Regions from separate parts of the Homo sapiens genome. Here region 1 is linked to region 2. Evidence: chromatin contacts called from ENCODE Hi-C or POLR2A ChIA-PET data. All regions are on one chromosome and are shown on one strand. Each heading gives the region's core, a stretch centred on a gene start or an enhancer-like site at or near the end of the contact. The rest is flanking DNA. Distances are from core to core; before and after follow the strand shown. Region 1 overlaps LOC101929129 (a long non-coding RNA gene). Region 2 has its middle 88 kb from the start of LINC00593.

The links. A loop is a pair of places that touch in the nucleus more often than their neighbours do. ChIA-PET counts read pairs that join two places held with the same protein, here RNA polymerase II (POLR2A). Pooled maps may share reads with other maps.
Region 1: a loop to region 2 is called in a map with no recorded cell type, with 4 times the contacts of the local background. The contact joins two enhancer-like sites. A Hi-C loop is called at or near these places in 3 of 37 single-sample maps with no recorded cell type and 3 of 50 pooled maps. POLR2A ChIA-PET finds 5 or more read pairs at or near these places in 2 of 52 experiments (H1 and activated naive CD4-positive, alpha-beta T cell).

What each region holds. Positions count from the first base shown.
Region 1 is chr15:70,011,143-70,016,529 of GRCh38, forward strand. The region is part of intron 2 of LOC101929129 (a long non-coding RNA gene); the gene reads right to left. Among named protein-coding and RNA genes, the nearest start is that of MIR629, 66 kb to the right of the region's middle. RefSeq lists an enhancer at 3,760-4,263. Within about 2 kb of position 3,874, at least 4 of the 41 ENCODE cell types and tissues checked have a DNase peak (open chromatin) inside an H3K27ac peak, as active enhancers do.
Region 2 is chr15:69,920,795-69,926,506 of GRCh38, forward strand. No RefSeq gene overlaps it. Among named protein-coding and RNA genes, the nearest start is that of LINC00593, 88 kb to the left of the region's middle. Within about 2 kb of position 1,602, at least 2 of the 41 ENCODE cell types and tissues checked have a DNase peak (open chromatin) inside an H3K27ac peak, as active enhancers do.

The DNA of each region.
Region 1 (5,387 bases), core at 2,624-5,123, 93 kb after region 2:
TTATCTGCAAGGTAGGGAAAAAGTCCTGTCTGCAGAGCTGTCTTCAGAATTGAAGAGAACATCTGCAAAGCACCCAGGACGGTGCTGGCACAGAGTTGACCCTCCGTAGATGGTACGAGATGAAGAAGAGGGGCCCGGTGGGCAGAGAGATGTCATGGCTGGTAATGCCAGTCTGTGCTGCAAGAAGCAGGGATGACATTGAATCCAGCCAATTAGGAGAATTTCTCATAAAAATTTAATTCTTCAGTAAAATAATAGTGTAAAATGAAATAGGTGAAGCATTTTTAAACTGTAAATTAATGATCTATAGTTATAGCCATAATAATAATAATAGCTACCAATTACAGAATACGGAAGGCCAAATCTGGGCCAGGAGCTAAACACGTTGCAGGCTCCCCGCTTTCTGAGATAAAGATGCTTTGCTGCATTTCGCAGGCCAGGAGACCGGGGTTCAGCAAGGCCAGTGGTGTGCCCAGCACCCTGCAGACACTGGGTAGCAAAACTATAGCTTCTCACTCCTGTGTCATCCTCTGTCCTGTGTTCAGGCCTTTTCAAATACACTTAGAGCAAATGTAAAGAAAAAACGGAACGAGAGCCACCTCTCTTTCAGTGTATGTGTCTCCAATTCAAGGTTAAATGGAATTTAATCTTCCCTCTCCAGACTTCTGTTTCCTGGTGCCAGCTCTGCTTCCAGGCCAGGAACACCTTATGAGCCAGGCATACCCTCGGGCCCCTGCCTGCAGCCCTTTGAGAAAGGCAGTTAAAGCCCCCCAGGTTTTTCTCCTGCATCTTTGTGTGGTGAGAAACTGATAATCCAGACTTCACATCGGTTCCCCTCAAGACTTTCCTGTCTTCAGAGACAGTCTGCTCTCAGGGGACCCTTTGGAACCTTCTCTAAAGTCACCCCCACTGCTACTGACTCCTCTTCAGGGTTAGAAACAGACAAGATGCTGCTGTCTGGAGTGTAGTTGAATTCGTGAGCACTGGAGTCAGGCTACCAGGTTCAAACCCTGACTTGGCAGTTACTGTGTGGCCTTGGGAGAGGCACTCAACCTCTCATTTATAAAATGAGGTTGATAATAATATCACCTACCTTCTAGGATTTTTGTGACATTAAACAAATTAACACATGCAAACACTTAGAGCACTGTCTAGCACCTTGTAAGTACTCAAGAGCTATTAGCTACTATCATTATTTTCTATGCCCTAAATGTTCATTTCCTATCCATGGCCATAATGATTTCTGCTCAATAACAAAGATAAGAAGCAGGATAGCTCTCATTTAGAAAGTTGTACACAGCAATAAACTCTTCCAGTGCACCAGCTCCTCAAAGTGCAAAGCACAGTGAATGGCACATAGTAGGTGCTCAGTAAATGTCAAGATCCCTAAGCACGCAGATCACCCAAATTACTTTTTTACTCAGTTAACTTTTAACCCCTCTTTGTTTTTTAAGCATATATATGCCTTATATATATATATACAGGGTCTCTAATATATATCTAATATGTTGCCCAGGCTGATCTCGAATTCCTAGGCTCAAGTGACTCTCTCCTACCTCAACCTCCCAAAATGCTGGGATTACAGGCTTGAGTCACCTTTCCCAGACTAACTGTAATTCAAATTGCCCTCAACAGTGTGTTTCTTAAAGAAAACAATTTTTTTTTCTGTGTGTTTTAAAATGGACCGAATCATTTTACAGGTCACTCAATGATGGACTGCCATCTTCCAGGGTTGCCTTTCTTTGTGAACCTCCCGTTGCCTTTATTCCAAACCTCAAGGCTCACATGCCCCATATCCAGCCAGCCCCCAAATCCTGTTGATTTTCCTTAAATGGCCCTCTTTCCCAGGCCTTGCTCATGGCTTCTGTTCAGCATTTTTGTTACTCCTGAACTGTGACAGTTCCCTCTAGATCCTCCCCTTCCCAGTCAATCCCATGTCATAAATCTCCCCTTTCTAGGGATCCATCATGGGCCGCCCCTGTGCTGCCCCACCCTGTTCCTAGCCCTGTCAGGCTATCTTTCCGACACAACCTTATTCTGGGCAGCTTTTCTTGCTTGCCCAGCTCATTTGAAAACTCTTGAAGGAGACATCACATTTTAGGTGCCGCATGGATTTTCCAGTACATTCACATCTAACATAGAGTGAGCACAAAAAGAGGCCTGCAACACACACTTCCCAGTGACCAGTGGAGTGGTTAGAGCCATGCTTTCAAATCCAGTTGAGCTGGCCCTGTTTGTAGTTTGAGAAATATTCTGGGGCCCGATTTGCCAGTCTGAGTAACTAGGTGTGGCACCAAGTGTCGGCAGCTAATTGCTTTTAACCATTATTAATAGGTCTGCACTAATTATCTCTTGCACATAGGCAAGATTTTACAGATGAGAGAGGGAGGGAGAGGAGGAGTAAAGGGATGTGCCCAAGGCTACGAGGTGAGTGGATTGTCAGCATGGGGGCTAGAACCCAGGGATTTGCAGTCCTAGGTCAGGGGGTGCCTCCAGGTAGGGGTGGGGTGGAGAGGGGTGGTTTTGGGGGCTGCAGGGCTGGGACCGGGGAGAACAGCTCTGCGCAGGTTGGTGAAGCTACCGTCTTGCCTTCCCCCTCCCCCCACTCCCAGAATGCAATCTACCGAAACCTCTTATTAAAAGTATCCTGGGGGTGATAAAAGTGTCACTAGAGATTTGCTCATTTTCTAAACTGTCATTAAAAAGAAATTTATGGTCAGGGGAAATATAGGCAGTGGAGGGTGGAGTGTGGGCAGGGAGAGAGGGAGGATGATTTCAAATCAGTCCCTTAATAAATTAAAGATGCTCACTTGCAAGAGGGGCTTGGAAAAGGAAATTGCTAGAAACTCATGGCTTTCTCCATTCCAGCTGGCCGGTGTCCTCCTCCTGCACTCTTCCTCTCAACTACACTCCCATTCACACCCACCCCTCCCCTCCTGACAAATCCACAGGGCAAATGCTTCCTCCCTGCGGGCCCACCCCATCCCGTCCTCCTCCAGGAAGGCCTCCAGTTCCCCTCCCTGAGGCTTCCACAGCCCCACTGTCTGAATATTAGATAGACTATGTCTCACCCCCACTATACTGTAAGATCTTTGAAGGTAGGAGTCTTGCCTCGAACTATTGCATGAATCTTAATCAAGGGAGGTGGAGGTGATCTCATTCCCTTAAATTATTAGGAAATGTTAACCGAGAAAAGGGAATGAAGAACCCAAGGAGTTCAGACCTCATTTCACACACGAGGAGCCTGAAGCTCGGAGGGGAAATGGAACTCACCTCAGGTCACAGGGGAGCTGTGAGAACCCGCCTCTCCTGGGGTCCAGCAGTGTGCCCAAGAGCTTACACTCAGAGTCCAACTGTGCCCTCCCCACTCACTGGCTTGGGGAACCTTGAGAAAGTCACCAAGCCTCCTGTGCCTTGGGCACCAGAGTTGTTGTGGGTATCAGCTGTGACGCTGTTCGTGCTTTGCTCAGTGATATTTTTATTTTGCATCACTTTGTCATTGGCATCATGATGGCAGGAAGGAAGGCAGGGAAGCTCGAAGCTGTCAGGGCTTCAGTCTTTTGCCTGGACCCTCTTCACCTGCTCAGCAATTGTCCAAGCATCCACTAAGTGCCAAGTCCTGGGCTAGGCTTGGGAGATACAGAGACCAGCAGGCATGGCCCCAGCCCTAGACACACTTCAGTCTGGTGGGGAAACTACTGCTGCGAATGTGGGGGTCCCCGATGGCCTGGCTCTCACTCCTTCTGGGTGGGTTGTGGGTTCACATTTCTCCCCCCACTGGACTTTGAGTAGCCCTGCCTCTGGCTTTGGCCAAGCAGGACCAGCCCAGAAGGAGGCCTCTGGGGAAAGGAAGAGGGTGTGCCTGGCAGGGGTGGGAACAAGGGTGTGGGGAGCTCAGCAGGTGCTGACCACTGAGAAAGGGAAGTGAGAGAGCAGGTTCAGGCCAGGTTGCAGGCTGGGCCCGTGGGGATGAGGCTCTTAGGTCTGAGCCAGGCCAGCAAGGTGGAATAACCCCGCCTCCGCCTAATGCAGATGCTCAACTCTTGCCCTGAGTGAGGTTCAGGAAGAGAGGCTGGAGGCAGGGGGCAGTCCATAACAAAAGGCTGAGAGCTGAGCCTGCCTCAGACCTGCTCTGCTAGCTCCACAAGCTTCCTGCCTGGGCCTCCTTCCCCGGTCGGCTGGGCACGACGCTGTCCTCTGCTTCCTACCCTCCGAACTGAGGATCAGCTGAAGGCAGTCAAGGAATGAGCACTCTCTGAATGAAAAGAGCACATTTCAGAACCTCATGGAAGCCTTTTAGTGCACATGCCATGAGGCCTGGGTGGGGAGGGGAGGGAAGAGGAAAGGGAAGAGGATTTGACATCGAGATGGAAAGAGGGAACACAGAACTTCTGTGCACGGCATTTAGAACACAAACACTGCATCACTGAACCATGAGGCTGCAATGCAGACAAAAGAAGCCTGGAGAAATCCCAGTGGGTTTCTTGGAGGAGGGGAAGGCTGGTTTGGGCTTCACAAGTTTGGTGCACACAGGGAGAGGGGAGAAAGTAAGGCACAGGCCACAGCGGGAGGGCTTGGGACCATGGGGGCCCTGCAGGTCTGGCCAGGCCATGAGCAGAGTAGGGGGTGGGAGGCTTCCAGTCTCTAAGGGGCCTGAGGACCCAGGTCCCCGCAGCCCTCCTGACCCCCAGGGGGCCCCTCCAGCCTGTTTGGTGGGTTGTTTGCCAGCCTCTGCCTGGGAGCCTCGGCCTTCCATCTAGACATCAGGCCAGCCTCCACGTGGAGGCAAAGGACGGCAGATCAAGGATGGGCTGACGGGCAGGGGGTGTGATCAGTGGAAAGTTCTGCCTGCACAACAGCACACTGATGCCTCCGGGGCCAGCCTTGTCCTGCGCTCAGGATTTCTCCCAGCCTGGCTTGGCCTCTGCTTTACTCCGACACTATTTTTATGCCTCGATACCTCACTTTGCATCTGTGGCTCTCTGTTTTGCTTTCTCTCTCTCTCTCTCTCTCTCTCTCTCTCTCTCTGTCTCTCTTCTCTGCCTCGTTCTGAACATCTCTGTCTGGCTCGCTGTGTCTTGCTTTCCCTGTGTGTCTCTCTCCATCTCTGTCCCTCTCTCTCTCTCTCCCTCTCAGGACTCCCTGACCCGTTCTGTGTGACTCTGTCCATCTGTGACCTGCCCTCTGTTACCACAGCACTAGCTGACAGATGCTGAGAGTCTAGGCTGGAGAAGTTTTTCGGGTTCCAGGCAGGCGTCCTGGAGACTTCAGCCTGCAGGGAGTGCGGCTCCTTTTGCTTTAATCTGGGGGGAATCTGACATTGGTTTCTTTGACCTCCTCTGCCTTTGATCTTTATCTTTGAAACCCTGTGTTGTTAGAATGCGATT
Region 2 (5,712 bases), core at 352-2,851:
GGCCTGGAAGACCAGTAATGTGGATGGGGCCTGGGGCCAAATCCGGCCTCTGCTATTTGAGGTTTTCTTTTTTGACATTAGACTATGGTAACTACTGCTGTTGCTGCCTCTCACATTTCTTCCTCTAGCTCTTTTAATCTTGTGAAGGTGCCTACTCCTCTTGCCACAGGTGTCTAGATAGGTTGAGCTGGCTAATTTCCTCTGGCAACAGTGATTGGTCTGGGGATGCAACTGACCCACGCCCAGCCAATCAGAATCTTCCCTAGGATTATTCTCTTTACTGGGGATCCTGAGCTGGGATAGTGTGAGCAGGGGTTGATGGTGAATATTTTCCCTGCCATGTGTGGTCTTGTCTGCAGAAGGTAGGCAAGCCCAGCAGGCAAAAGTGAGAAAGGGGTGGAGTGAGAGAGGCCTGATTCATGAAACCCCATCAATGCTATTGAGCTACCTTCATATCTTTCCTAGTTCCAAGACCCTTAAAATTCCTCTTTTGCTTAGGTTAGCCAAGGTTCATTTCTGTTGCTTGCAACCAAATCTTGCCATGTGGGTAGGAGCTGATATTCCCAAGGTTCAATCCTTTGGGGCTTGAGGAAAATGAAATGGACAGGGAATGATACAAAATGTGGTCATACAGGTCAAAGGTGTAGACCACAGCAGCCCCTCAGGGACAGCCCACTAAAACATCAGCTCCACGAAGAGAGAGACCTTTGTCTCTTTCCCAGTTTCTAAAGCAATGCCCGGCACATACCTCTTCCCACCACCTCCCTCCTGGGCCGCGCTGTCTTGCCTGCCACATGAGATCTCTGCTTCTCCCCGAGCCTCTGCTCAGACCCTCCTCTGTCTCCTAACTTGCATCTTCTGCCTTTTCCACTTTCTGCTCCCTCTTACTTTCAATTTGTCTGTGGTCACCATGACCTGCTCTCCTTCATAGCTTCCACTGTTAACTGCTCTGGTCTCTTCATGTTTCTTGATGTCAGGTTCAAGTGAAGTGCCAGAAGTCAGAGAGAGACAAAATCCGATTGGCCTGGCTTGTCATTCCTGTGTCAGGCCACCTCCCAGGTCAGGCTGGTGTCTTTGGGTCAAGTACCAGTGCCTGAGCTGATCAGCTGAGGTTGTGGGGCAGGGATTCAAATGGTGCAAAACATGGCCACTTAGGCTGTAGACGTCACAAGCCAGCCAGTTCTCACTATTAGGGGCCACAGTATCTCCAGCATAGAATCCATTGCTTAGACTAGCTTGGGGGAACCCAGGAACTATCTACACTCCCCTCTTCCATATTCCAGAAACTTCATCTGAGGCATAAGGTTTTTATTTGACAGTGGGAACCCCTCCCCCCATTCCAGGGAGCTTCCTCACAGGTGCCTCTCTGGTGTGTTTCTTGCTTGAATTGCAAATTAAATGCTGCATAAACCCTACATAACTCAGTGCCCCATGTTGGCAGTATCTTATTTTTCAATTTCTTTTTTTTAATTGAATGAACATATTTTATGCAAGCCGTTCTACCTTGGTGAAGGCTGTTCCCCTGTGATTCATCAGAGTAATAACTAGAAACACCATTATTTGGCTCCATCCTCCTGCTGAGAACATCACATAACTGAGAAATGTTCATGCATCTCACAGAGTTTCGGGGCAGAGTAAAAAGGGGAAGCAGCGAGAGGAGGAGGAGAGGGAGGAAGAAACAAACAAATGATTATGAACACACATGCAAGCTGACAGCAAGAGACATGGCTAGACAGTGAGAGGAAAACACAGGCCCACATATGGTTGTTGATCTCACACACATACACGTATGCACACACATACACGGAGGCACAGAAGGAACCACACATACCTGTCTACCCAGGTATCCCAACATTCGAAAAAATTAAATGAAAAAACCCATAAACTCTACGAGAAGTGATGCTAGAGAGCTGGTCCAGTTGCCTCACTTAACATGTAAGAAAAAGGAAGCACAGAAATGTAGCTATATCCCTGTGTGTCCCATTTGCAGACACCAGTGTTCCTGGGTTTCTGCCTAGAAATACATAATTCAACTTGTCTAAGATGCAAATCATATCGTTATTTATATTTACTGAGTTCTTGTCTCTGGGTTAAAGATTTTCAGACATCCTTATCACTTTGATCTAAGATGTGGCCAGAGTATTCCTGCTATTATTGTTTTTGTTTGTTTGGTTGGTTGGTTTGGTTTTTTAATGATTTTTGTTGAGTTGGCTGAGCATCTGGAAATATTTTCAAAATGTTCACCTCAGGACACAGAAGCCCCTCAGTTAATGTCTTACAAACCCTAGCATGCTCTCAAGAGCTGTATGAATGAACACTTTTAAGGTTAGACAAATCAAACGTTCAAAGCAGGCTTCTGGAAACCTTCCTGTCGCTTCTCCAGGTTCATTGGCACTTCCTTAGCACAGCTCTCCTCGCTGCTTGCCTGCATGATTGCCTTGTCCACTGCCCATTTCCAGCTTTTCCCCTCTCCAATCCCCTCTTCATCTCATTACCAGATGAATTCTTCTAAGACATGACTCTCACCTTACCCTTCTTAGAGTAATCAGGATCCTGAGCTGCAAGTCTACTTCTGCATTGGTTGGTCATCTTCTGGCTGCAAGTGAAAACACCCAACTCAAACAAGCTTGCAAAATGGCAGGAAGGAATGGGATATTTGAGGATTCACATAACTGGATCATCGAGCAGTAAAGGCTGGATTCTGAGGTCAGCTGAGGCTATCAAAAACATCTCTTTTCCTCGATCTCTCAACTCTGCTTTTCTTCATGGCAACTTTTTCTATCCTTTTACTTTCAACTTTTCAGTGTTCTTATGATTTACCTAATGTCTTATAAACAATATAGAGCTGGAATTTTTTAAAATGCAATTTGATATCTCTGTATTTTAACCAGAGATTTAAATCCATTGAAATATGTTGTGCTCACTAATCTATTTGTATTTACTTAGCAGCATTTTATTTTTGTATTCTTTTTACTCTGCTTTGTCTATGCTTTTTTTCCTTCTTTTTATGTCATAGAGTGTTTTTTCTTTAGCCTTTCTTTTTTTCTCTTTGTTACTGGCTTATAGCTCATATACTTTACTGGTTTGTATCTTATGCATTTTTCTTGATTGTCCTTAATTTTTTTAACATGCATACTTGACTTTACTATGTCTGAAGTTAATAAAAATCTGTATCATCAAAGAATATAAGACTTTAGAATACTTTAGCCACTATGAGTCTCTTCACATCTTATATATCATATTCAAATCAAATAGTTTTATATCCAAAAATTATTTAATGTTACTATAGTTTTATGCAGGAAATGCTTGATTGGATTCATCCCATGTTTATTATTTTTTTCTGATTCCTATTTCTTCTTGCACCTCAGTCCTTGCCTCTAGGTGGAATTTTCTTCTTCCTAAAATAATCCTGCAGCAGAGCTTTCAGAGAGGATCTGTGAATAGAAAATGCTGTTAATCTTTCTTTGGGATGCCTTCACTTTTCCCTTTTTCTGACTCTTAATTGGAATTCTAATGTGACAGTTTGTTTTTATTTTTTCCTTATCAATTTTTTGAAGACATTATTCCATTTTCTCCTTGCTTCTATAGATGCTATCGAAAGCTGCTATTGCTTTTATAGCTGCCAATCATTTATTTATAATAATCTATCTTTTTTCTGTTATCTTTCTTAAGATCTCCTTGTCTTTGGTGTTCTGCAGTTTTAGTACAATGTATGATGTTCTAGGAGTGGACTTAATTTTCTTTATGCTGACGGGGGCTATCTGTGATTCCTGAATCTGAAGATTAATGTCTTTCAATAATTCCAAAACATAGTTATTGATTGTACTGTTTAACATTGCCTCTCTCTCTCATTTTTTCTGTTCTCCTTCTGTAACTCCCATTAAATGTGTATGAGGCCTTCTTATCCTGTCCTCCACATCTCTAAACAACTCTTTCATATTTCCATGTCTTTATCTCTCTGCATGCTAGGTATTTTCCTCAGATATATTTTCAAGTTCATTAATCCTCTCTCCAATTGTGTCTAATCTGCTTTTTAATTAATCCTAATTTTAAAAAAAGCAATGAGTACATGTTTTTCATTTCTAGTAATTCTGTTGGGTTCTTTTTGCAACATGAAAGTTATTTTCTCATATTGTCATGTTCTTTCTTGGGTAATTGATTCCCCTTTTATGCATTTATTCATTTCAAGCATATTTATTTGTATAGACTAACAGTTCTGCTACCTGGAGTTCTTGTTGGTGGACGGTGTTAGGGTGTAATACTGCTCTTTGTTGGGGCTCCTGACTGTCGCTCAAGGTGGATCCATTCCTTGTGTGTTTTGTTATATAGGATTATGAGGCTACTTTCAATGGAGCCTTATCTGTGGAGAATCATTTGGGTTGATGGCATATTGCCAAAGAGTCTGGGTTTGCTTTTGCCCAGTTCCCGAGGGCCATCCCTATCCATCCTAACATCATTTTAATATTAGTTTATAGGTTCAGTGATTCCCAGACCATACAGGTAGTACCATGGCACACCCCAACCCCTCACAACACATAGACTTGCCTACATAAATTATCAAGGGACACTCTTTCATCCTCAGAGTTCAGGCCAAGACATACAGCTTTTCTGTTGGCTCCCTGTGTATGATGTTTTTCTCCTGCTGCAAGCACAATGCTTGAAGGATCCTACCTTCATGCACAGTTCTCATGTTTAACTTAGCACAGGCTCAGGGCCTTGTCTTTGGCTGCCATGTGCAGATTCAATCTCAAGTCCTGAGGCTACCCACACCATCTCAAAGCAGCTACAGCCTCAACTTACATGCCAGATACTCTGATTTTTGTTCTATCTTTATTTTATTGGACCCCTTGTGATTCCCCATATTTTTTGCAAGCTCAATTAGGCATTACATATATTTATTTTAATTGATATGTAATTTTAAAAGAATTTTCTGAGGGAGCAAGTTCAGGTTATTTAGCTAAACGTTGCCAGGAACAGAAGTCCCTGCTCTCCTCCTCATTGACTTTATTTCCAGGGCAGCTTTCTCTAAGTGGTGATAACAATGGCCCCTAGCAATTCCAGGCTTATATGAGCCTTAGAGGCAGAGAGACCAGAAGGAGTCATTCCTGAAATAAAATATCCCTCATTTCTGAAACTGGCATAACTGTCATTGGCCTGATATGGGTCACATGCCCACCTACAGTCAATCATAATGATTCAGTCACTCTTCAAGGGAGTGACTAGCATAAGGCCACCCAAGCCCCTAGATCAGAAAAGGGGACAATAGGTGGTTGGCAAGAAAAAACGACAGGTGTCTACCACAGCCCCTTTAAAGTGTGCAGCATTATCTCATGTAATCCTTACCCTGTGAAGTCAGTTTTATAATCATCTTTCCAGTTCCCACAGCTGCTGAGGGGCAACACTAGCACTGGAATGTTGGTCTCCTGACTCAGACCTCAGGCATTTTTAATCAAGGCTAAGCCTCTTGCTCTAGCCCTTAAGGCCATGTATTTCTGAGTCCTTTCTCTGTCCAATCTTATCTGTCACTACCTCTCTACTTGCTAGACTCTGTTTGGTTTCACCCTGTGCTTCACTGAGCTGCTCCTGTACCTGTGATGCCTCCCACAGTTTTTCAACCAAACCAATAAGAGGTTAGACCTGGAAGGAGACCCATCGGTTTCCCTTCCAATGCCAACTCAAATCAGTGGGTAGCATCTACGTGAGACACTATGT